Linked DNA regions of Mus musculus: all the other regions are linked to region 1. A link is a loop called in an ENCODE intact Hi-C map of the cell type or tissue named here. Cell type or tissue: heart. All regions are shown on one strand.

Region 1 (8,000 bases):
AAGTCTCAGCTAGAGTCACCCCCATAGACTCCCTGGGTCTTCTCCCTATCCTAGGTCTCTGGGACATCTAGAGAGATGCCCTGCCTTACTGTGGGCTTTCATTTTCTTTCCTCTGCTCTCTCTATACATGATTCCCCAACCCATTCTCTTACCAATCACCTCTCCCATCCAGTTCCCTCCCTCTGTCTGCCTCCCTTATCTATTTTATTTCCCCTTCTGAGAAACATTCAGTCATCTTCCCTTGGGCCCTCCTTGTTATTTGACTTTTTATATATGTCCACTAACCTTTTATTCACTTTGCTCATATCTGTAACTTAAAACAGAGAGATAAAGGCACTTATATTTAGGATTATTAAGATCTATCCATTAATTCCTATTAATTTTATTATTTGCTTTCCTAATCTCTTCAAATTTTTTTCTTTTCTTTCTTTATTCATCTTAAGCTTTTGACTGAGTTCCTGAATGTTGTTTTTGTCTGATTTTTTTCTCTTTATACCTGTTTGATCGTATTGCTCCCTCATCTTTGTCTTCAGTCTCTGATTTTGCTTTTCCTTCTGTTTCTGTGCATTGGTAGTGCTTTCTCTTGTGTCTTCTATTTGACTTACTGAGCTTTTTGTTTCCAGAATCGCAATTTCCTTGAGGTTGTGACCATTCTTCCCCGGGTCCTCTTAGTGCATTCATCTGATTATTCGAATACTCTATGAAGTCACTGATCATCTTAAACACTCAGCCTTTGAGTTCTTTGTCCAGAATTAACAGTTTCAGTACACTGAACTTCAGCTATAGAAAGGGCGTGACCTTTTTGAAGTACCATGCTGTCTTGCTTTTGCACATTTCCTCTGTTTCTAGTGCCATCTGTACACCTGTTGAGGTGGATATCTGTTTATCTGGGATCTTTTTGTACACCTGTTGAGGTGGATATCTGTTTATCTGGGATCTTTTTGTACACCTGTTGAGGTGGATATCTGTTTATCTGGGATCTTTTTGTACACCTGTTGAGGTGGATATCTGTTTATCTGGGATCTTTTTGTACACCTGTTGAGGTGGATATCTGTTTATCTGGGATCTTTTTGTACGCCTGTTGAGGTGGATATCTGTTTATCTGGGATCTTTTTGTACACCTGTTGAGGTGGATATCTGTTTATCTGGGATCTTCTGACTGAGCAGCTCTCTCCTGAGGGTTCAACTGCCAACACCACTCAGAAGCTAGAAAACAAATTTCTGTAACAACGAGAACAGGAAACCAAAAGTAGACATAGAAATACAATTAAAATCAATTAGGGCTGACCAAAATACCAGTAACTATAGAAAATGAGGGGGGAAACGTAGAGTAAGCTATGAAGTTAAAAACTAAGTTAAAAACAATAAGCAAATTACACAAAGGGTCTAGGAAAGAGTAAAAAGCAGCAGCCAAGTTAAATACAAAGGGAAAAGGGGGCTATGAGGGAGATAAAAGAGCAATGGATAAACCTGATTATAGAGCAAAGAAAGGGGATTAAAATTAGAGAAAGTTAATGAGATAAGTAAAAAATAAAAGCAATCTTTCTAAAAATAACATAGAAACAAAGGAGTTAAAATGTAGATGGGTGGTAGAGTCCTTGTTCAGCAGCCACCAAGTTCTGCATTTGATCCCTAGACAGACAGACACACACACACATGCGCACACACACATATGCACGCACACATGCACCCAGGTAAAAACAAGATTTAAAATATGAAGTAAAAAAGAAAAAGAGTTTTAAAAAAAGAAAAAAGAAAGAAAAATCGAATAAAGGAAAAAAGCTTAAGAGTTTTTTTAAAAAATGGGATTGTAGAGCCCTCTTTGGGGGTTCTCTTCAAGGCCGGATTTCCAGCTATGGTAGAGATGCAGTTGTAGCTTAAGGCCCTTCTTGTCACTATTCAATGTGCTGCTCTTTGTGCACCGATGGCCAAGCCAGTCGAGTATCATGGACGTACAAGGACGAATTCATCTTAGAAGCTTTCCTTCTTGTGTATCAGGATTCAAAGTTAGCACACTCAACTACAGCCTGCGGGCTTGGCAGGTTCGCGCTCACGCCAGAAACCTCCCACTTTGTGCATCAGGCTGTAGCTAATGTCCAAGCCATGGGGGCGTCCCTGAGTACACGGGAGGATGAAAAGGGCAGCAAAGTACTGAGATTTGCACTGAGGGGAAGAGCCAAAGGAACCCGGCACTCGGCTTGCTGGTCTCAATGCATTCGAGGCATCGAGTAAAGCAAAGTGGCAGGGAGCGAGTCTAAAAGGACAACAGGGATCTGTTGGGCCAGAGCAGGGTGTTCTCAGTCCTACCTGGCAGCGAACCGAACCGCACACCAGGAAGACAGCCCCAGAGGCCATCTGCTCCCCAGGATCGGTGCTGTTCTCCAGGTATGTCATCTCCAGATGACAGGGCTCTGACCTCTCTCTGTCTTGCACAGGTCTAGCTCCGTGATTAAACTCCGCTTGCTGGTTTTCCAGTTACTCCCATAGGGCTTTGTGTAGCAGAATTTTTTCCTTAATTGACGGACTGGGTAATAAAGATGACAAGAAGCCAATCACTGGGCGAAGAGGAGGTGGACCTTCCCTTCTGAGAGAGGAAGAGGGCAGGAGAAGGGCACTTAATTTTTGGACGGAGAAGTGGGAGCAGACAAGATGTATACCAGGAAGTGTTTGGTGCCATCAGGATCTGCTACCAGAAGATTTCTAACTTAGAATAGATGATGAATTTAGGATGACAGATTCCACGCCCAGCAGTTGTTTTATCTGTTGATTCTAAACTAAGCTTGTCTGGTGTTTTTCATTCTGCAGCAACTCAGGTGGGCCAGAGGGAAAGAACTTAGCCGAGGCGGAATTCAGTCAGACTTTGGGATGGGAAAATTAGGCAAGGACTAGGTTATAGAGAAAAGGTAGCGGAGGAGCATGGATCGGCGACAGTGCCCCCCTGGCCAGCCATGGAAATTTGGAAGTGCTGAGTGGGTTTGGCACAGCTACCCATGGGAACCAAGAGAGCTATCTCGGAGCTCTAGAGAGGCAGAGCCAGCGTTGGTGGGAGAGGCCTTGGCAAGGGGAATTATGCGGCCTTGGGCTATGCGCCAATAGCGTGGATTGTTTTTTAGTAATTATACGCAACAGCTTTGTCCTTGTTCCAGATTGGGCAGGCTACCATGCCTTCTGTAGTTTAGCCCTACAATTACACTCAGCTTGTTGATGTCTGACTATTCCCTGCTCCGTGGCTATGCCTCGTGCCTCCTGCCTACCTAGACACCGAGGCACCAGACTCCTTCAATTGCAGCTGTTCCATTCTCTCTCCAAAGTATCTCAGTCTCAAACAGTAGGCCCTCTTCTCAAGATGGTACCTTGCTATACCATTAGATATAAGCAGCAGCATAATGGATTTCTTTTCCAACACTGGCCTGCCATGCAGGAGTCACTGAAATACTGTATCATCTCACTGGATTTATGAATTACCGCCAGTCTTTCAGCAGAGATGCCAAGCTTATCTTCCGTGTGTTATGGCTTTGTCGCCGCAGCCCCCACATCGCCCCTGTAGCTGAGGCTAAGAGATGTTTCCTCTTTCCCCTACATAACCTGTTTATCACTAGCCACAACATGTCATGATTCCCTACATTCTTTCTCTGTATCTTCAAGTAAAGACATTTTGCTACACAACCTTCTTTCTCAGGATCACACCAAGGACGCTTCTGACTGCCACCCTCCAGGCTCCTGTCCCCAGCATGGAACTTGAATGAAGTCAAATATCTTCAAATGGTTAGAAGTTAGATTTCAGACAGTCCAAGAAAATGGCATTGTTTTCTATCACTGTGATCTTGAGTCTCTCACTGTAAGAATTACCAGCTAAATCTTTAAAATGACTCTGTAAGAGAAATAATAAATCTATTTCAAATGCATAAATAATACTGGCTTTACTATAGAAAGTAGCAGTTGAGAAATAAAAAAAAACAAACTGGAGACTGCAGTGACCTCTCTAACAAAGGTGATGCCCCCAAAATCCCTTTTTAAGGGTTTGTTGTTGTTGTTGTTGTTGTTGCCCATCTCTGCCAATCTACCTCCCAGTTTTGTAAGTTATCAATATATTTGCGCTTGAATGAGAAGTGCTGAGATTCCCTGATCACGCGCTGGAGAGCTGGCTCAGAGGTTAAGAGTGCATCTGCCCCTCTAGAGGACTCAAGCTCGGTTCCCAGCTCTCAAACGGAAGCTCACTGCTGGCTGTAACTTCATTCTGGGGATGCTAACTAACATCTTCTGGCCTCTGCTGGCATTGCGTGCACGTGGTGCACACACATACATACAGGCAAAACACTCATTCACATAAAATAAGTAAACAGACAAATAAATAAAATATCCTTCAAGACTATTTTGTAGAATACCTGAAAATTTGGTTTTGTGACTTCGTATGTTTTTGTTGTGAGCCTAGCCTTTAATGGCCCGCCATCTCTCCAGCCCGGTTTTGTGACTTCTTAAAGGCATCAAAAGAGGGACTGAAAACCAGTGATTTACTCCCTGTGTTGAGCCTACAAAACCTATGACGACTGTATTTGTAATCCTTTGCTTTCAGTTTGACAAACGGCTGAGGCTGTCTGCTGGCTTGCTTCACATTTCTTGTCCTTCATGTCTTCTCTTGAGTCCTGTCACTACTCCCCAAACAGACTAGCACTTATGAAGCCAACACACTCAGTAGAATTGAGCCTCTGGTCACCAAGATTGCCTGGCTGGCTCTGCCTCTGCTCAGAAGGCTTTCTTTACCCAACTTCCTTCCTGGATTAGGAAGGTGCCCTCCCACGTAGCCCTCTGCTGCCACCTAGCGGTCAAAGGGTTTATCCACCTTTCCACCTTGTCTATTCCAACGTTGCTCTTGCAAAAGAAATTGGATTTGTTTTAATTTTTCTTCTTCTTTTTTGGGGAGAAGGTCACAAGGGTGGGGTAGATCTGAGAGGACAGGAAAGTGAGTGTTATCAGGTACGTGATGTGAAATGCCAAAACAACTAATAAAAATATTGTTAGAAAAAAACTGGGGCTTTTTCCATATGACAGAAATAAGATATTTTTTAAATGCAAACTTTAATTGTAATACTAAAAATAAAACACTTTTAAATAAATAATTTTGGAATTACCCCATTTCTGGTAATAGTCACCCTCCCCAGCACAGGGCTCTGCATGTAAATGGTAAATGGCTGTTGTAAGTTCTTTTGACTTTCAACTAGACAGAATGAGAAGAATATGTCCAGTGGCTCGCTAAGCAACAAGAGTCTCTTACTTTTTTTCTTGGTTATCTATTGTTGAATTTGAGTATGATTAAACTGCAGTTCCTCCCAATGTTTTCTTATCCCTTCATTTATGTGGGTCCTTAAGGGATATTACCATCTTAGGCACAGAGGACTGCTTCAAGTTTGAATTTAAGTCACACATCTAATTATGAACACTAAATGAATTTTGGTATACAAACTGAAGTCTGTCATAGATTTTTAGCTCTTAAAGTTTATTATTAATAATATAAGCACATTCATTTTTCTTAAAGGGCAGCATTGAGAATTGTACATATAACACATTATGAATAGAAAACAAGTAAATTTTTACCTTATAAGAATAGCTGATACAAAAATAATTCACCTGAGAATAAATTCTCTCACTTTATGTAATATGCTATTTCAAGGGGAAAGATGAGAACTCAATGTTAACAATATTAAAAATACATTAAGAAAAAGCATTTAAAAGCATTTGCTATTTAAAAAAAAAAAAGTCCTGCGTTTTGAATGCTACCTGAAAATGTAAGATGGCATTGTAACAAATGTGAAACGCACGATCGGAATGAGACGCTGAGTGACCAACAAAGAACCGGGAAACCAACACTCACCCTAGTAAAATTAACTGTGCTATTCATTTTCCTAGAAGATATTCTTAAGACTAGTAGCAAAGCATTGTCATATCATAACTGGTTATAAGTATCTATCCTTGTCTTAATAAAATGTAAGATCTTACAGAGCCGAACAGTTCATCCTTCTACCCAAAGAGCCCACTCTGAAACGCAGTCACTGGAAGGTGTGCTTAAAGTATCGAAACATGTTTTAACAGAGAAAACCAAAACTGGCTACAAATAATCTCTGACAAATTAAAGTTTTGGGGGAAAAAAAAGAACCCTGCTTTTTCCTAAGAACAGCATGGAAAGCAGGGAAGAGCCCACAGAAGGCAAACCTCCCAGAACGCTTTCCACTGCTTCCTCCTGACCGGCCCCTCTGCTGCAGACAGCAATGCCTTCAACTCGGCAGAGTCTGCCTTTGTTCTACTCTTACTGTTTGGCCACAGATGGAAAATATAAGGCAGGAAGGTGACGCTGCAGTTTGTTTTCATTTGTTGCTAACAAATACACTTGTTTCTTTACCTGTATTGAAAAGAAACAAAGTTCTGAAAGCAATAATTTAAGATAATTTAAAATAAATCCATGTATAAAACCAAACTATCCACTGTAATATGAATGAACACACAATATAGAAGACTAGACAGTGCAGTCTCGACTTTCATTCCCTAGGAAAATTATATTTTACACTGAGCACACACTGAGCAATGCTAATAGACAGTGACCAAGTCTATATGAGAAAGAAGGCGATATGGCCTGTGTTCACCATCTCTATGAGACAGTTCTGTCTTAGGAGGGCCAAACGCTTTTAAGACACAAATGAAACCTACCCTTTTCGGTAACTGTCCTAGTAAACTATAAATGCAGCTTGTTTGTTTGTTTTTAAGGGTATGTGTTCTAGGTTACAGAGTTACAAAAATCACATCCCCCCCAAAAAAAGGCCCAAGGTACTTAAATTCTAAAAGATAGCTCTTCAAGTTTACGGCACCATTTAGCAATGACTTGCTGAGAAAATACAATGTGCAATTTATAATTTATCAGCAAAAATAAAGATTTCATCTTAAATACATCTTGACTATATTGGTCATGCAGTAATCATTAATTAAATGATTAATTAAATGTAAGATCCTTAAAGGATCCAAAATTATAATTTGGTATCAGGAGGCAAGCTACTGCCAATGAAACCTTACAAGAACTTGGGGGAGGGGCGTGTCATAAAATCCAAGCAGACTTGTAGGATGGTTCTATTACATTAGAGTACCTCTGAGATACGAGACTACACAGATGCCTTTAGGAAGGTGGAAAGAAACTGTCAAAGCAATAGAGAAAGTTGCCAGCCATGTGCCACCTTGTACTGAGAAAGGAAAACTTGAATTAGCCACTAGTGCCTAAAGTCACACATTTTACTACCCAACAGGACTAAAAGTTCATTAAATCTTCCCAACATTAAATAATTAATAACTTCACTGAAAGCTTGACCATTGAAAGTTGGTAGCAAGCCCTCTGTTCTTGCTATTGTTCTTTACGTCTCTGATGCAAAAGTCACACCACAATATATGTTTTTACAAAGCTAACACATATACAACAGCCTGAAATACAGTATCAACTACATCATATACTTGTATACCTGTCCATATGAGTCATAAAATCAAATATTTCTAAGATTAATTATCATATTTCAACTCTGTCACAAGAGTGAAACTCTAATTTTTATTTCTTAATTTAACCCTTGAAAGAGCTCCTATATTCTACCATGTTCTGAGGTGACCTTTTAAAGGAAGGTATATGCTGACCTACTTAAAACTCAAGAGAGTCAAGGAATCAAATTTAGTAATAAAGATGGTTATCCATTAAATGTCTCATCTAAGAATAAACTTAAATGAGCCCTGTATGAGGAAAGGCAACAACGCGCTCTCTCCCAGCTCGCAGTCGGGTGTCTGGAGGGAAGTAGAGATGAACTGGCCACCTCGACAAACAGCTGTCACTGCACTTTCAGAGACCTGGACTCTTACATACTAAGACTCTAGTCAGAGTCTTTCTGTGAATAACGATCACCAAACACATTTGAATTTTAATGTAGACAAAAGACATACAACCTGAAACATTTAATTGCCCATATCTGCAGTCACTA
Region 2 (8,000 bases), 390 kb before region 1:
CTCCTCCTCCTCCTCCTTCTTTCTCCTTCTCCTCCTCCTCCTCCTCCTCCTTCTTTCTCCTTCTCCTCCTTCTCCTCCTCCTCCTCCTCCTCCTCCTCCCCCTTCTTCTAGATTTTCTAGATTTACCATCTTTCCTGCAGCCTGAGTAGTGGTCACTGACAGAGGATAAATGGTGAACTACAGATGGGTCCTCAGCATCTCATGAACCTGTTGGGACAGCAGTGTGTTCTCTGCGTTCGCTATGGAACTATTTCCCATGCATCGGTTTCTGTGCTAAGACCTGTCTCTGGGACATGGTCCTAATCAACAATGAAAATCTCTTAAGACGTTTTGTGAGCAAAGTTTTCTATATTGTGGTCCACAGGGCAGATGCTTTTTAGGCATCTCTACAAAAATATTCTTTGGCTATTGAAGCTTAAAAGATTGTGTGTGTGTGTGTGTGTGTGTGTGTGTGTGTGTGTGTGTGTATACCAGAGGTCAACCTTAGCTGTTGTCTTCAGGAGCCCTTGTTTTTTGTCTTTTGTTTTTTTGGGTCAGGGTCTCTTACTGGTCTGTCTGTCTCCCTTGGATTGTAATTATACATCACCAATAACGCTATATTTTTGTTTTATTTTGGATGTGGTTTCTGAGACAAACCAGGCCTTCTTGTTAGGATGGCAGAAATGACTAAGGCATTCCTGAAGAGGTGTGTGTGTATTCCTGGACTCATGGACTCCTGATTGAAAATCCACGGTCGGAGCAGAGTGGTCTCTGTGGATGAGCCTCCTGGTTCTCATTTTCTCCACGGACATTTTTAATATTGTAGGATAGACAACAGTAACTTCTGTTGGAAGCGGATGCAATGTTTGTAGTGTCCTTAGCTGTTTGCTGTTTTCTTCTCTTCCTGTTACAGAGTTAGGGTATGGGCCAGTCTTAGGACAAGGAGTTACAGAGGATATTTCAAAATGCATACCAGAGCCTGGGGTATGGAAGGGACTGTGCCTCTTAGAGTCCATGTCAACAAGTACAAGGAGCACACGAGGATTCACCTTCTTCCTCCGTCTTGTTGAGGAACTTTCTGGAACGGAAGGTTCATCTGGATTCTTTGGGTAGAGGAAGAAACACATACTCATGTGCATCATTAGCCTAGGTCCGTCCTGCTTTGCCTCTGTCTTACCTGGATACTGAGTTAGGTTATGAAGTAGGCTGAAGGACAGGTGTTGTGGGGAACACCTTTCATCCCAGCATGTGGTAGTGGTAGGTTGATCTCTACCTGGCTCTCTGTGAGTTCAAGGCCAGTCTGGTCTAAGCTGTGAGTGAGAGCCAGGTCATCAGCCAGAGTGTCTCAAAAGGCATTTATGCTTGGGGTGGGGGGTGGATGGGACTGTGGAGGGTGTGTGTGTGTGTGTGTGTGTGTGTGTGTAGGGGCATCAGAGAAACAGGTTAAGAAATCAATTCATCTTCTCTTTGAGGGGATAAAAGAGGATGCACAAAGGCATCTGCTGGTTCGTGTGTAATGCGGATGTGTCCCCAGGTTTCACAAGTTGGATACTTGGTTTCCGACACAGCAACACTGAGATGCTGACCCTCTGGGCTGTCTTAGAAATTCGACTTTGTTATGCTAAGCCCTCTGCGGAATGCTAGCCCAGGATCTTGTGTGACGCCCTTGGCCATGCTCTGATGTAACAGGAAGACCCTCACTAGATGCTGGGTAGGTGCTATAGCTATGATCTTGGACTTCCCAGACTGCAGAGCTGGGGCTTAAATAAGCCTGCATGCTGTAGAGGTATTTGGTTATCAGAAAATAAGACAGAAGGTTTCTGCACTCTAAACGTTATAACAGGCCTCTAGACCTTAGACACCCACCCGCCCCAGACCTTACTTAGTACAACTGACGCCATGTTGGAAGCCCATTCAGGCCCTGGAAACTAGCGAGAGACAAAGGCTAAGTCAACAGTTCCAGGATGCAGCCGGGGAAATCTCTCAATGTGCTAACCTTGCTTTTCAGTTTCGGTTGTTCCGCTCCTTGCTAACCGTTCTTGTTAACGGAAGTGTGTCACCTCAGAATATGTTTTGTTGTTTGTTTGTTTTGTACTGAGAGGCTCAGGTAAGGTACGGCTTGCGGCTGAATGGCTTGGGTATGTTTTCTGTGCAGCCAGCTGGCTATAAAGACTTTCTATTTGGCTCTAAGAGTCCGTGTGTTCTCTGACGGAGTTACCTCACAACAACTTGAGAGGTCACATGAGAGAATTCTTCTAAAGTGAATCGTTTGCATTTGTTCTTTTGAAAATCTTAAAGTTGATTTATCTTATGTGTATGAGTGTTTCCATTTATGTGTCTCTGTGAATTACACAAATGCTAGGGGCTTGTGGAGGTCAGAAGAGGATGTTAGACTCCCTTGATCTGGAACTAGGGACGGCTGTAAGTCACCATAGGAGTACTAGGAAGTGAACTTAGGTTCTCTGCTAGAGCAACGAGTGCTTTTAACCACGGCACCATCTTTCCACACTCCACCTTCCAATTTGCATATATTCTTGATCAACCTGCCTTTATAATGAGTAGACTAGAGATTTCAGTTCCTGGGTCTCAGGTCTCACATCTCCCACTGTCCCCTGCCTCCAAGTCACAGGAGTCATTTTAAGTGTGTTCAGACAATTAAAAGAAAATGACTGATGTGTCCAGTAACATTGGCAGCTGAGGGTCTTTTGCAAGAGTCTTCTTCCTAGAGGTTGAGCCTATATCTGAGCTAGACCAGCAGAAGCTCTTCAGAAGAAACACAGTGATTATTAAAGGGAACCGTCCCTGGTTAGATCTGAATGCAGTTCAAGCTGCTACTTCCCAAGAAACCAGGATCAAATACTGGGGAGACACATTTTTGGTCCACCTTCATCAGGAGCAAATTCATGCCATAGCTCTGCTAAAAATAAGAAGCCCATCAGAGCCGGGCGGTGGTGACTTACACCTTTAATCCCAGCACTTGGGAGGCAGAGGCAGGCGGAATTCTGAGTTCGAGATCAGCCTGGTCTACAGAGTGAGTTCCAGGACAGCCAGGTCTACACAGAGAAACCCTGTCTCAAAAAAAAAAAAAAAATAAAAATAAAAAAAAGAAAGAAATCCATCAGAATATTTTCCAGATTCGACCAGAAGATGGCGCAATCTGAAAACTAATTTACGCATCTCCACAAAACAAGGTTTTTTTCCCCGCACTAGGGTCTCACAGAACCAAGTATTACAAAACACAGTTTTAAAATGCTTATTATATATCCTAATATCCTAAATATCATGATAATTCTTTGCATTCCTTGGTGGGGAGTATTTCTATGAAAAGGTTTTTTGGGGGAATGATACAAATAAGGCAAGCCCCCCCCCAATCTTTGCACATTCTGGAATTTTAGAACATGTTCCCAGATTCCTATAGGGAAGGGTACATGAACAAAGGACTCCTCTGTGGCTGTAAATAAGAAGCTGGGTTGGGGCTGGGAGGAGGAGCGCGCTCTAGAAAGAACCGATTTCATGGCCGGAGCTCTGTGACCTTTTCCTGCTGCCCCAGAGGGACAGAAGCTTCCTGACTGCTACAATCCAACCATTTGGTTTTTCTTACTCTCATGGAATTTAAGAGTTGGATGGGACTCTTGAGAACATTTGGTCCAAGCCTTCTCCCGGCACGGAAGTCGTTCTCATTATCTCCCTGGCCACAGCAAGAAACAACATCTGTCCGAACCTCACCACAGCCATCCCATTTCCGTGCGGCTCTGGGGGGCGGGGTAGCCTCGGAAAGACGGGGTGGGGGGGGAGAGGGGGCTAGCCTCTTCCGCTGTACTGATAATGATAATACTTCACGAATGTGGTACGTACACACTTCCTCATTGAAAACCAACATTCCTCTAAGGGATGGGGTACGTTGTGGGTCACACAATAAGCAAACCAGATTGCATAACTCCCTCTCCTGAATTCCACAGCCAGCATCTGAGGAGGGTACTATTGTTTCCTTGTGTGAGAATGAGGGACTTGGTGCTCAGAGAGATTAAGTCGCCTGCCATCAGAAAACTCGGCACATAAAGAGTAATCGGTGATGGTCGTCACCAGAGGCTTGCCATGAAGGGTCTAACCCGAAGTTCATGCCTTCAACTCTGCTATTCATGCATCTCTGTGTGACAAAGGGCCACCAGAGCCCTCACTGGGTACATCTACCTCACTGAGGCACCTAGCTCATTCTCCCACGGCTGCTCAGCAATGTGTCTAAGCTCTCTACCTTCTGATTCACGAGAACCCTCCAGGTATCACATACTAAGATCGTGCCTATCACTAGCCCTATCTTTCTAACTGTCCTCTAGAGAGATGAGGCCCGGGGACATGGTTCAATGGGTAAAATACTCGCCTCAGAATCATGAGGATCTGATTTTGATCTCCACAACCCAGACAAGAAGCCAGGCTCTGTGGCTGTGATCCTAGTTCCGGGGAGACAAAGACAAGGCAGATATCCCTGGAATCCATAGTCCAACCAATGTAGGAGAATTGGTGAGAGACCCTGCCTTGAACATTAAGGTGGAGAGTGGCTGAGGGAGACACTTGGCATTGACCTCTGGCCTCCATATGTACAAGTGTACATGAGTGCATACGAATGCACAAATGCAACTATAGCTGTCAATCATCTACCTTACTGCCCCTTGTAAATCACTAACCCCCATGGAGTCCTGTTTTCCTAGTCTGTAGGCCTCATTGTACGGTGTTGTAATCTTCTGTAACTCACTGGACATCTGCCTTCCCCATTAGACTCTGTGAGGGCCAGAGTTACTTTGTTGTTATCATTTCCCTGGGGCCTCATCCAGTTCCCTGAATGGCGCAGCTGTTCAGTTGATAACATAGCCAGTCTACCGATGGGAATAATCAGACCTTCATTCCTCCTACACAAGATAATTGTGAGAAACAAAGAAGGGGTCTGCTCATGAAAAGCACCGTGTTCTGTTAAAACCAAGCAACCAACCAACCAAGCAACCAAGCAAGCAACCAAGCAACCAACCAACCAACCAACCAACCAACCAACCGAACAAACAAAACAACACCAACAAAAACCAGTTCTGCCATCACTGGTAACAAACAAACTACATGTTAGGCTGATTAAGAAACCAGCTTCTCTCCTGGCTAAAAGCCCCAAATGGTCTCATTCATGCCTCTTGGCAGCCTTGGTGGAAGCCAAAGATGGTGGAAGCCAAAGATGACACAAGTATTTGGGAGGCTCTGCTCTGATTCCCAAGTGATTTTAGTGTTAACACCTTCACAGGGTCAATATTAGGATAGCGGTAAAGGCCTGCTGAGAGAAAATCTCCTCTGGTCAGGAGACTGCAGTCTCTGGCCTGGCTGGAGACCTACCATGCTGGTTGGATGGGACCAATCACCTATTCAAGAGACCACCTCTAGGAAGAGGGGCAGCACAGGCAGGCAGGCATCCTTAATCCAGGCTAAGGAAGTAGGCAGAATAATTAATCCTCTAATGAGTTACTGTACCTCTTCTTCTTTGAATCCCTGACCTTAGCCCAGGAACTTTATTGAACTGCATCTATGTAGATCTGAAGATCTACTTGATTTTGTGAAGTACACGGAAAAGCCCGAGTTCCCCTTTTCTTCTTCCTCTTTTTGCAAGCATGCTTTCTTTGACACCTGGGGCTTCCCTAACACTTTGCTCACTTCTCTCCTAAAGACTCCTCCTTTCTCTTCTAACCTCTTTATCTTCCGTCAAGGGGCTGCTTGTCCACCCTGGGGCTGACCCCCCAGGCCAGCTTGAATGGCATAGCTCCCCCCCCCCCCATCCCCTTCTCTCTTTTTCTCCTCCGGGCAGTTGCTAAGATTTATAGCTGAAGATTTAGAGCCTGTTCTAGGTGGTTTTGTTTTACATACTAATAAAATTGTCCTGTAGGCTTTTAAAACTAAAAAATAATGAGGCTGAGATGGCTCAGGGGTTAAGAGCAGTGACTGCTCTTCCAGAGATCCTGAGTTCAATTCCCAGCAACCACATGGCGGCTCACAACCATCTGTAATGGGATCCAATGCCCCATTTGGTGTGTCTGAAGACAGCAACAACGTACTCATATACATAAAATACATAAATAAATAAGTCTTAAAAATAAATAAACATAATAAAATTACATTATTCATTTGTATGGGAGGCAAAACTCTAATCATTTATTCATTAAATTATCCGGTTGTTCTTTCACCCCCTATCTGTGCTCATATAGTATGTTTTAGTTAAGTTTTTATTTATTTTGTGGGGGCAGGCCATGTGTGTCCCAGATCACAAAGAGGTCAGAGGACAGTGTGCAGGAGTGAGGTCTCTCTCCACCCTGTGGATGCTGGAGAGCCCACTGAGGTCTTTGTCCTTGGCTGCTAGTTGCTTTTTTCCCATTGGACAGTGTCACCGACCCTACACTTCAGCCTGGGGGTGCAGCTCAGCTCTAGGGTTCTTTTCTAGTGTGCACACAGTCCTGGGTTAACAAAGAGAACAAAAACATGCTTTCGCTTCTGAGTTCAGCAAATGGTTCTCCTCCGCCACATACGCGCTTTTCCCTTGATCCCAGTCCTGGCACTTCTTCTGTTGTTCCAGCGACATGTGTTGGACTTCTGCTAATGCTCTATGTCTAACACGCGAGGAACCAGCTGAGCTTCTTCTTGCATTGCTTAGATGCATCATCCATATGTTTAGGTTTCCTCCTTTTCTAGAACTAGTCTGTTGGTGGAATCGGCTGTTAGAGCCATTTTAGACACAGAATGGTATTGACACGTTTTTATTTGCCTGTATCCACGGAGGAGGCAATAGAAAGCATGGGTTAAAGTGATTTAATCCCACCATGAAAGGTTAATTGTGGCTGAAAGTACTTCACCCTAGTCTGGGGCATGGTAGACTAAAGGGATCCTAAAAAACCAATGTCTCGTGAAAAATTGGTACTAGGAATGGTATGCATTTTTCTTTTCCATAAGAAGTCTCAAAGTAGGACAAATCCTGTTTTACTTTCTAATAATTATCACAAATGTATTTCTGGAAACTTTATCTTGTTAGATTCTCCACAGATGATGTTTGATATGTGCACCTGTGGGAAATTAAACACACACACACTCACAGAGAGAGACACATATACACACACACTCACAGAGAGAGACACATATACACACATACACACACACTCACAGAGAGAGACACGTATACACAGACACACACATATGCACACAGGCACACAGACACACTCACAGAGAGGCACACGTATACATAGACACACACTTATACACACACAGGCACACACACACACACACTCACAGAGAGACACACATATACACAGACACACACACTTACACACACACAGGTACACACACATTCACATTGAGTCACACATACACAGGCACACACACACTCACAGAGACACACATATACACACACACACACTTACACACACACAGGCACACACACACTCACACAGAGACACACATACACACACAGGCACACACACACACACACACACACACACACTCACACACATACACACACACATGCACACACACTCACACAGACACACACAGGCACAGATACACACAGAGACACACATACACACAAAGGCATATACACACTCACAGAGAGACACACATGTATATACACAGACACACACACTTACACACAGGCACACACACATTCACATAGAGACACACATACACAGGCACACACACACTCACAGAGAGACATACATATATACAGACACACACACACTCACACACACACACACTTACACACAGGCACACACACATTCACATAGAGACACACATACACAGGCACACACACACTCACAGAGAGACACACATATATACAGACACACACACACACTCACACACACACAGGCACACACACACATGCACACATACTCACACAGACACACACACACTTACACAGGCACACACACACACAGGCACAGACACACACAGGCACACATACTCACACACACACACACACACACACACACACACACACACTTACACAGGCA
Region 3 (8,000 bases), 380 kb before region 1:
ATGAGTTAGCAAGCAGTGTTCCTTTATTGTTTCAGCTTTGAATTCCTGCCCCGACTTTCCTCAGTGGTGAACTGACCTGTAAGTATAAGCCAAAGAATCCCTTTCCTCACATTAGTTGCTTTTGGTCATAATATTTGCCATAGCAACGGGGAGAAACTAGAATAAAGACTTATCATTCAGAGTATCTTATAAATGAAAGTCATTATTTGAATTTCTTGATGACATGATGAATGTTGAGGGTTCTGTAATCAGTAAGATTTATTGGCTATGCATAGCTGAAGTTTTGGCTAGAAACATTTTTATGTCTTAGCCAGTTTGAGAGCTGTTCGTTCCCATGTAGGGGGATCAGCAAATCATGTTACCTGTCAGTGTTTGGTCTTAAATTTTTTTCTTTCATTCTTGAAGCCAAGATCTTCAGGTGGTCTTCCTCTGTCTGGTCAGAGAATTGTTGAGGTTTGTCTTTTATTGTTTGTTGCAATGTTAAGTGCAGGCCTCCAAGACCCTTCCCCCAACTTAATTCTGATTGGGTAGAAGAAACATAGGTGGGTTGAAGTTTTGTGGGCTTGGGGAGAGGGACTACCATGAGGAGGAAGGAGAAGTTGGAAATCACCATGGAAGAAGGAGAATGTGCAGGAGGGAGAAGGAGAGCCGCTATTGGCTAATGGCCAAGAGAACGTGGCCCAGGGAACTGCCCAATTGGGTTAAGAAGAGCCCAGCTGGGATATAGTAAATAGTAAGTGATAACTTGGAGTTATTGAAAGCATGGGGTTATTCTAACAGCATAGAGGGCAGGCAGCTGCCTAGGTATTGTGCTGCCTAAGGCATATTTAAAAATGTAAAGGCTACGTATGTCTTTTATCCAGGAATATAAATAATCTAAGGCAGAGAAGAAGCTCCACGCTGGGATTTTTAATATTTCTTACTACCCAGAATGAGAAGGATGAAGGCTGAAAATGTGAGTTAGGAGAAATAGAAAGAGACTAAGCAAAGCATCTGGGTGCTGACTTACCTAGAACAACCAGAAACTCAAACAGATAGAAAAGACAGGCAAGAGTTCTTGTCTCATATTCAATACTGTAAGGAAAATATGTGAGTGGCTAATTTTGATTCCTATTTCCACATACACTATAATCAGAAGAACTTTATGAGTAGAAGGTTTCTGAGGCCGGCTATTTCCTTTTGTTTTGTGGTTCATTTCCTGGTAGAGTGTTGGGGTAACTGTATAGTGTATAAAAGTTGTCTCTGTGTAGACAATTGTTGATTGCCAGTCTGTCAGAGATCTGGATACTAGCCGCATCTTGATATTGTTGTTCCTATGACCATTTTGTAAACATTCATCTTTTCTTACTTGCTGATAGGCTTAAAATAAAGATCTGACAGCCAAGAGCTGAGAAGGAAGTAGGTGGGGGCAGAGCTTCTGGGCAGATAAAGGAGAAGGTGGGCGCAAGAGATTCGCCAGGGAAATGTGAAGACATGCTGGGGGTGAGAGAGAGAGAGAGGTGAAGAACTAGATATGGTGTGGTTATGGGCTAGGAACAATAAGATTAAACTAGATGAGCTAGTTGAGAGCTTACCCAGCTAAAGGCCTAAGTTTTAAAATATGTGAGTCTTTGTGTCTCTAAAGCACCGGTAAGTCTGAGAAAGGTCTGCTATAGTAGAGAGATGCATTCATGATAAATCTTGAAGGAAGGCCATATTTCAGCTATATTCTTTGATGTTTGTGTTTCTTTCTTTTATAGATCAAGATTGGCAGAAGGGAATGACAATATGTGTGTTGTTATTTTCTCTGTGTATTAATTCTCAGGCCTGGAGTACTTTCATGGCTTGTTCTTAGAAAATTTGCCCTGTTTCATTTCTCTTCTTCCTCCATATTTTCCTAGACTCAGTCAAACATCCCTACACCACAATAAGCTAACTTTACGAAGAGTTGCTGTGCTAAGGATATAACCCCATTGGTAGTTAGAGCATGCTGGCTGGGAAAAGCTTGCTTTGGGATTTATACTATTAGTCACTCAAATCATGACATCAATGGACATATTCGTAGGTCCTCACTGTTGTGACGTTTGGCCTTTTTAAAAAAAATTTTGCTTTTGTACAGCTTTTCCATGTCTGTTGCTCTTTGTTTCACTGATAATTAATATTAGCTTCCAGAATGAACTCAAAGTCTGCCGTGAAATTCTATGCAAAATGGAGAAACATCTGCTTCTATGGTTGGTTCTGCAACGAAAACTTCATCTTTGGAAGTCTTGACTTCTCTTAGTCAGAAAACTGGAGTAAAAAGGACATATAAGAATCAAATTTAAGAATACATAATCTACTGGGTGGTGGTGGCACATGTCTTTAATTCTACCACTTGGGAGACAGAGGCAGAAGAATCTCTGAGTTCTAGGCTAGACTGGTCCACAGAGTGAGATTCAAGACAGCCCAGGCTCCACGAAGAAACCCTGTCTCACCATCCATCGCCCAAAATATACATAATTATATAAAACATTTATTTTTATGGAATTTTCAAACTGCAGACAGCAAATGAATAGTTCTACATGTTCATTTTTCTTTGCTGTAGCTATATTTCTGGTGTGTGTGTGTGTGTGTGTGTGTGTGTGTGTGTGTGTATGTGTGTGTGCTAAAGTACATGTGCATATGCATGTGTGTGATGCCATCTTCTTGGATCCATCCTTCTACCTAGTTCTTTGAGTCTTGGTGTCTCAGTCAAAGCTCGAAGCCACCATGATGGCTAGTCTGAGGTGATCTCCTGCCTCCACATTGTGAGGCTGGAATTATGGGCAGGTTGCCACCCTGCCTGGCATTCACATGGTCTCTGGGATTTGAACTCCAGTCTTCAGGCTTATATGGCAAGCATTTTATCTGCTGAGCCATCTTGCCAGTCCCACTTTAAGTCTTACTGGCTCCCTCTTTAAAAGGCACCATGTATCCATGATCCAAAAGTGTTTTTGTTTTTGTTTTTGTTTTTCCCTTGTGTAAAACCCTCTTTTTCTAGAGAATTTCCTGAGTGCAGTACGGTTCCTTAAAGACTTTGGTTGTAAAGAGGACACAGATCCCTTTTGTAAAAAAGGGGGGGGGGCACCAACTAAGACAACAGCCCCATTCTTAGTTTCCATCATTCATTGTCACCAGAAGACTGGAGCCAAGGCGTATACAACCTGACTGTTTTCTGATTCACAAATAGGGCTGAATGCTGAATGTCAGAAACTATTTTACTCAAGACTGAAGGCCGCAATGTTGTGCCTGTAAAAGCCATGGAAGAAAAAGCCTTTCTAGTATTTGTAGCAAAACAAAACAAAGCACCCAAGAATTTGAACATTCCCCTTTTAAAACCGCTTGCTTTGGGGTGGAATGCACTCGGGGGTCAAGAACCCAGGGTGCTGGCACAGGGTTGCTGGAACGAGAAGCTTCAGAGAGCTTTGCAAGCCAGGCTGTCATCAAGCCATGATGGAAAACATAGTTCATCATCTGAAGTCCTCAGAACTAAAAACTGACCACCAGGAAATGGGCTTGTGGTGGTGAAATGGCTGACCACCCAAAAATGAGACAAACATGGCTTCCATCCCACCACCACTGGATGTTCCAACCAACACGAAGCTCCACCACAGTCAAACACGCTAATGTTCTCATCAGGGCTTCCTTACGGTAAGATCTCACAGGTGAAGAAGTTGATTTTGCATTATAATTTCAATTTTTCATCTTTTTTTTTCCTTCTGGGATATGCAATGCGACCAAAGAGCACATATTCCCAATATTGGCAGAAGAGGGAGCACTTGTAACTTATAAACCACACACACACAAAGTCATAGTGTCCCCTTACATAACTTGGCTTCATCTGTTTTTTAAAAACCACCCATCTTCACGCAGCTGCACAGAGCACCGGATGTTTTTTTGCTGAGAGTCCTGAGCATAGAAAGCTCTTCATGGCTCTAAGCTCAAGATGTTTCCAGCACACCCTGCCCCCCTCCCTCCCTAGTTTCCAATTATTTACACAGAATCATCCATTATTCTTAACACCATGCAACTTGGAAATATGTATAATCCTCTAAGCATATAGGGGCAAAACAAAACAAATCAAAACCCCCAAAGCAAGCTATAAAGATGATAGAAATTAGGGGGAAATAAATCCCTAGCAGATGCAAAAGTAAGAAAAAAATTAATAGAGGAAGACACTGGAAAACAGGAAGCATTCTCATTTTTTCAAGGAAAATTGGTTGTGAAATAGCAAAACACAAAAACAAACACAACTTGACTCCTTCCCAAGTCTTTAGTCGTTCATGCTTTGTTTTCCAGTATGTGAAATAGGTTTGATGGATTTTATCTTTCCACCACCAGCTGCTTTCTTCTTTACAGGTGCAAACAGAAGGGAGAAAAAAGATGAGGAGGACCCTAACCTGTGGAGGTTTGGTCTGCTGCCATGTATTGTAATTGCTAAATTCTCTACCCAAAGGTCTAGACCTACCATTGCCTTCTCAGGTTTGCAAGCTTTTTGTTATGCACACCTTATTCCTTGATTTAAAACTTTTTGTCAAGTAAAATTGTCGACTGCTGGTTACTGGAGGGATTAGAGGTAGGTGAGTTTGGAGTGACCTAGTTAGAAGAAGAGAAGAAGAGACAGGGCAAGAAGGAGAGGAAGAACAGGAAAGAGGAGGCAGCTGTCATGAGGGGAGAGGAACCAGGAACCAGGAACTTGGCCAGGAGAAAGAGCAAGTATCTGGGGTACACCACTGGGGAGGTAGCCAGGCCAGCAGCTAGAAGAGTAGATTAGGTGTGACACCCCGGTAATTGTCAAAGCCAAACAAAATAACCTCAGTCTGAGTATCATTTGTGAACTAGTTGGGGCTAAGCTTAAAGTGGTTGCACTACACAAGGCTGGGCTCATCTGTAACTGTCCTTACTTGTACATTGAATGCCACAAATTTTCTCTAACATTTTTCTACTTTTAACCAAAGAAATGAAGGTTCTTTACTGTCCAAGCCCACATGGTTGTGAAAGAGACTAAAAGGCTGAGTGAAGCTTATAGAGTGACTGAATGTGTCACAAGCTGCTTGGAGTCATTTTGGTGGCTTTAGCGATTCATTTCTTTCTCCTAAATAAACTTGAGAGGATGTCTTGGTCTGTGGGCCAAATCGGATCCATCTTTGTATGGGCCATGAGTTAAAAGTAGTTTTCTTTTTTTTTTTTAATATTTTTTATTACGTATTTTTCTCAATTACATTTCCAATGCTATCCCAAAAGTCCCCCATACCCCCCCCCACTTCCCTACCCACCCATTCCCATTTTTTTTTTGCCCTGGCATTCCCCTGTACTGGGGCATATAAAGTTTGTGTGTCCAATGGGCCTCTCTTTCCAGTGATGGCCGACTAGGCCATCTTTTGATACATATGCAGCTAGAGTCCAGAGCTCTGGGGTACTGGTTAGTTCATAATGTTGTTCCAAAAAGTAGTTTTCATATTCTAAAGACTATAAAAACAGAGAAGAAAGGTACAGCCAAACCCACATATGGCCCCGGCTATGACCTTTATAGAAAAATATCTGTGACCAATAGAAAAAGCCATAGAACACAGATATTCTGATTTTGTTATTATTAACACCAGTGTTGCTGCTATTGCTTTTAGTAACTCTATAATTCCTAGAGATAAGGAAAAACCTGTCTATCAATATGTCTTTCATACAGACACTTGCGAGTTCAGAGTCCAGAGCCTCACCCACTTAGTTTATTTCAATCTTTATGGACTCTTCTAATCAGCCTCAGTTTAAGTATCACACAATTAGGGGCAATCACCCACTACTGAAAGGATCCATGATTCACTGAAGAATGACTCCTCAGACTCAAGTGGTATGTAAAAGCAAAGCATGTTTTATCCTGCAGAAGTCCAGCATGCTGGGGTCTTCCACTCCAAGATGGAGACAACCAAGTGAGCTTGAAAGCCTGATTTAAGACACATTAGAGGTATTCCAGGGTACGTGATCTTTATCTTGCTCCATCTCTAGGGACATTCCAGAACCTTTACAGGGGTGTGGGGGGATGGAAACTGTTGCTGGAAGGTCTGGAAACTGTTGCTGATTCATTGCTGTTGCTTCAGGCCGGTGGCAGAGCAGCTTCTGATGGCAGGGTAGTTTCTGACTAGCTTGCCTGAGTGAAGCCTGTGTTTTGTTGTAGTAAATGACTTGCCTGGGCTTGCCTGGACTTGCCCAGTTTTTAGGCCTAGTCTCCTGAACTGCCAAATTGAAGCCTGTCATGGAGTCATTCTAGCCTTCTCAGTACCAGAAAATTAGGAATAGCTAATGCTTGGAACACCAAGCATTGTTAGAGCTGCTACAAGCCAGGGGGATCCAGAGAGAATTCTTTCCTTGGGCCTTCTGGGAAACACAACTCTACTATTGCCTTCATTTTGGGCACCCTGCCTCATAACTGTGAATGGATGGATCTGTGTTGCCCTGAGCTTCTTGGTTGGAAGAATTTTGTTTTAGTCAACTTGGGAAATGAAGCATAATGTTATACAGATTTCTTGACCCCTTTGAAAAGAGGAATGGTATGAAATTCTGCTGAAAGGCTGCTGTGACCCATAGAACAGAGAAAGCACATGGCCCTTTAAACACAGGACACATGTCATGTTCTTCTCATTACTAAACACAGTTTTCCTCCTTGAGTTGAAAGCAAAATTGATTTTGATAAATGACTGGGGAAAGGGGAACATACATGTGCACACATATACACATGGAATGGTCACAGCTAATACACAAGAGATGCTTCTGGTGGATCAGGCTGGATACTAATCATACTAACTTGCTTGTTACTTATTTATGAGAAAATAAAATCCTCTATTGAAGATCTGGACATCTGCAGTGGGGTTTGGATCCAAACTTGTCAGTTTTCCAGCAGGACCCCAGTGTTATAGGCCAGAGCACTTGGGCTTGGTACTGATAAATGCTAAAACATGAATAATATCTGTGCAGAGAAAGCAAAACTACTCTGGAAATGCAGTTTAGTATATAAAATCTTGGCCTGAGAGATTCACAGAGGCTCTTTTACAAAGTAGTTGGAGGAATGTAGGTTTGGGTTTCCAACCACTTAGTATTAGATAGTGTGTTAGATAGTGTGGGGAAGGAAGGTGGGACTTTAGCATTCACTATGACAAAACGCTTAGTGACTGCTTGAAATAAGGGATATTGAAGTATTTTGTGTTTGGATAAGGTTCAGAATATAGGATTACTATTGCCCGAGTCCATGCAGAAATCTGGAAATCATACAGCTTGTGGCTTTCCAAGTCTTTTGGCAGCAGAGTGCACTTGGGAGCAGCAACCTGTCCCTGTTGTAGAGACTAAGTGTGTTTGTCAAACATGATGTTGATATTTGAAACCTGCCTTCCAATCTGCAGACATCACCCTTCCACAGTTCCCTGCTGGGACACGTATCCAGCTGCAGACTGCCCAGAGGCCCAGGTCACAGTCTCTCAGGAGAGACATCTGATATAACATAGTCACCCAGAAGTGGAAAGCAGATAGTTCACTATTGCTGCAGGAACATGGAACGTGAAACTTCTAGATCATCCATAGAATTGCAAGATCTGGGTGCTTCTCAAATTGGATGCAAAACAGTATCTTTTAAATATTTTTATATTAGAAAAAAAAAGAAAAATAGAATGATGCGCTTTATATCAATTAAAAAGTGGAAGGCAGCATTGGGAAAAGAGCGGCTTTTGTGAGACTCTGGATGCAATCCTAATGATGAGCTCAAGCTTCGAAGGATTTTTGCTGTTATTAAATTGTTTTGGGTTTTGAGAAATTGGCAAAGGATGCGTCCTGGGAGAGCTGGAGACATTTTGAAGTGATCCAAAGAGAGTTACAAACAAAGGCCTTTTGTTGATCTAAAGTAACAGGATGGAGTCAGGGTTTTTAATTCTTCATTCTTTCTGTCTTAGGTAAGAATAGTTACTGATTAATGAGGCAGGAAGAAAAACAAGCCTCTAAACCGTGACTGCTTCAAGTGCTAT

Evidence for each region. Hi-C counts contacts between places; a loop is a spot of excess contacts. Peaks named below come from ENCODE experiments on the same cell type or tissue, not always from the same donor. Only the 100,000 strongest peaks of a DNase experiment are listed, where the experiment ranks them.
Region 2: it touches region 1 in a loop (8-fold over the local background); 41 of 42 quality-filtered maps call a loop at or near these places.
Region 3: a loop joins it to region 1, with 6 times the contacts of the local background. A loop is called at or near these places in 11 of 42 quality-filtered maps.

What each region holds. Positions count from the first base shown.
Region 1 is chr11:110,263,896-110,271,895 of GRCm38, forward strand. It overlaps Abca5 (ATP-binding cassette, sub-family A (ABC1), member 5), which reads right to left. Exons shown (of 39, transcript NM_147219.2): 39 at 5,474-8,000. Among named protein-coding and RNA genes, the nearest start is that of Abca6, 16 kb to the left of the region's middle. In heart, no CTCF peak of the experiment used is centred here; a DNase peak (open chromatin) is centred at 4,756; H3K27ac peaks cover 294 bases.
Region 2 is chr11:109,870,425-109,878,424 of GRCm38, forward strand. No RefSeq gene overlaps it. Among named protein-coding and RNA genes, the nearest start is that of 1700023C21Rik, 29 kb to the left of the region's middle. In heart, a CTCF peak has its summit at 3,141 (motif pointing right); DNase peaks (open chromatin) are centred at 2,937, 3,607, 4,797, 5,207 and 2 weaker places; H3K27ac peaks cover 300 bases; H3K27me3 peaks cover 356 bases.
Region 3 is chr11:109,888,355-109,896,354 of GRCm38, forward strand. No RefSeq gene overlaps it. Among named protein-coding and RNA genes, the nearest start is that of Gm39444, 38 kb to the right of the region's middle. In heart, a CTCF peak has its summit at 3,760 (motif pointing right); DNase peaks (open chromatin) are centred at 3,447, 3,877 and 7,387.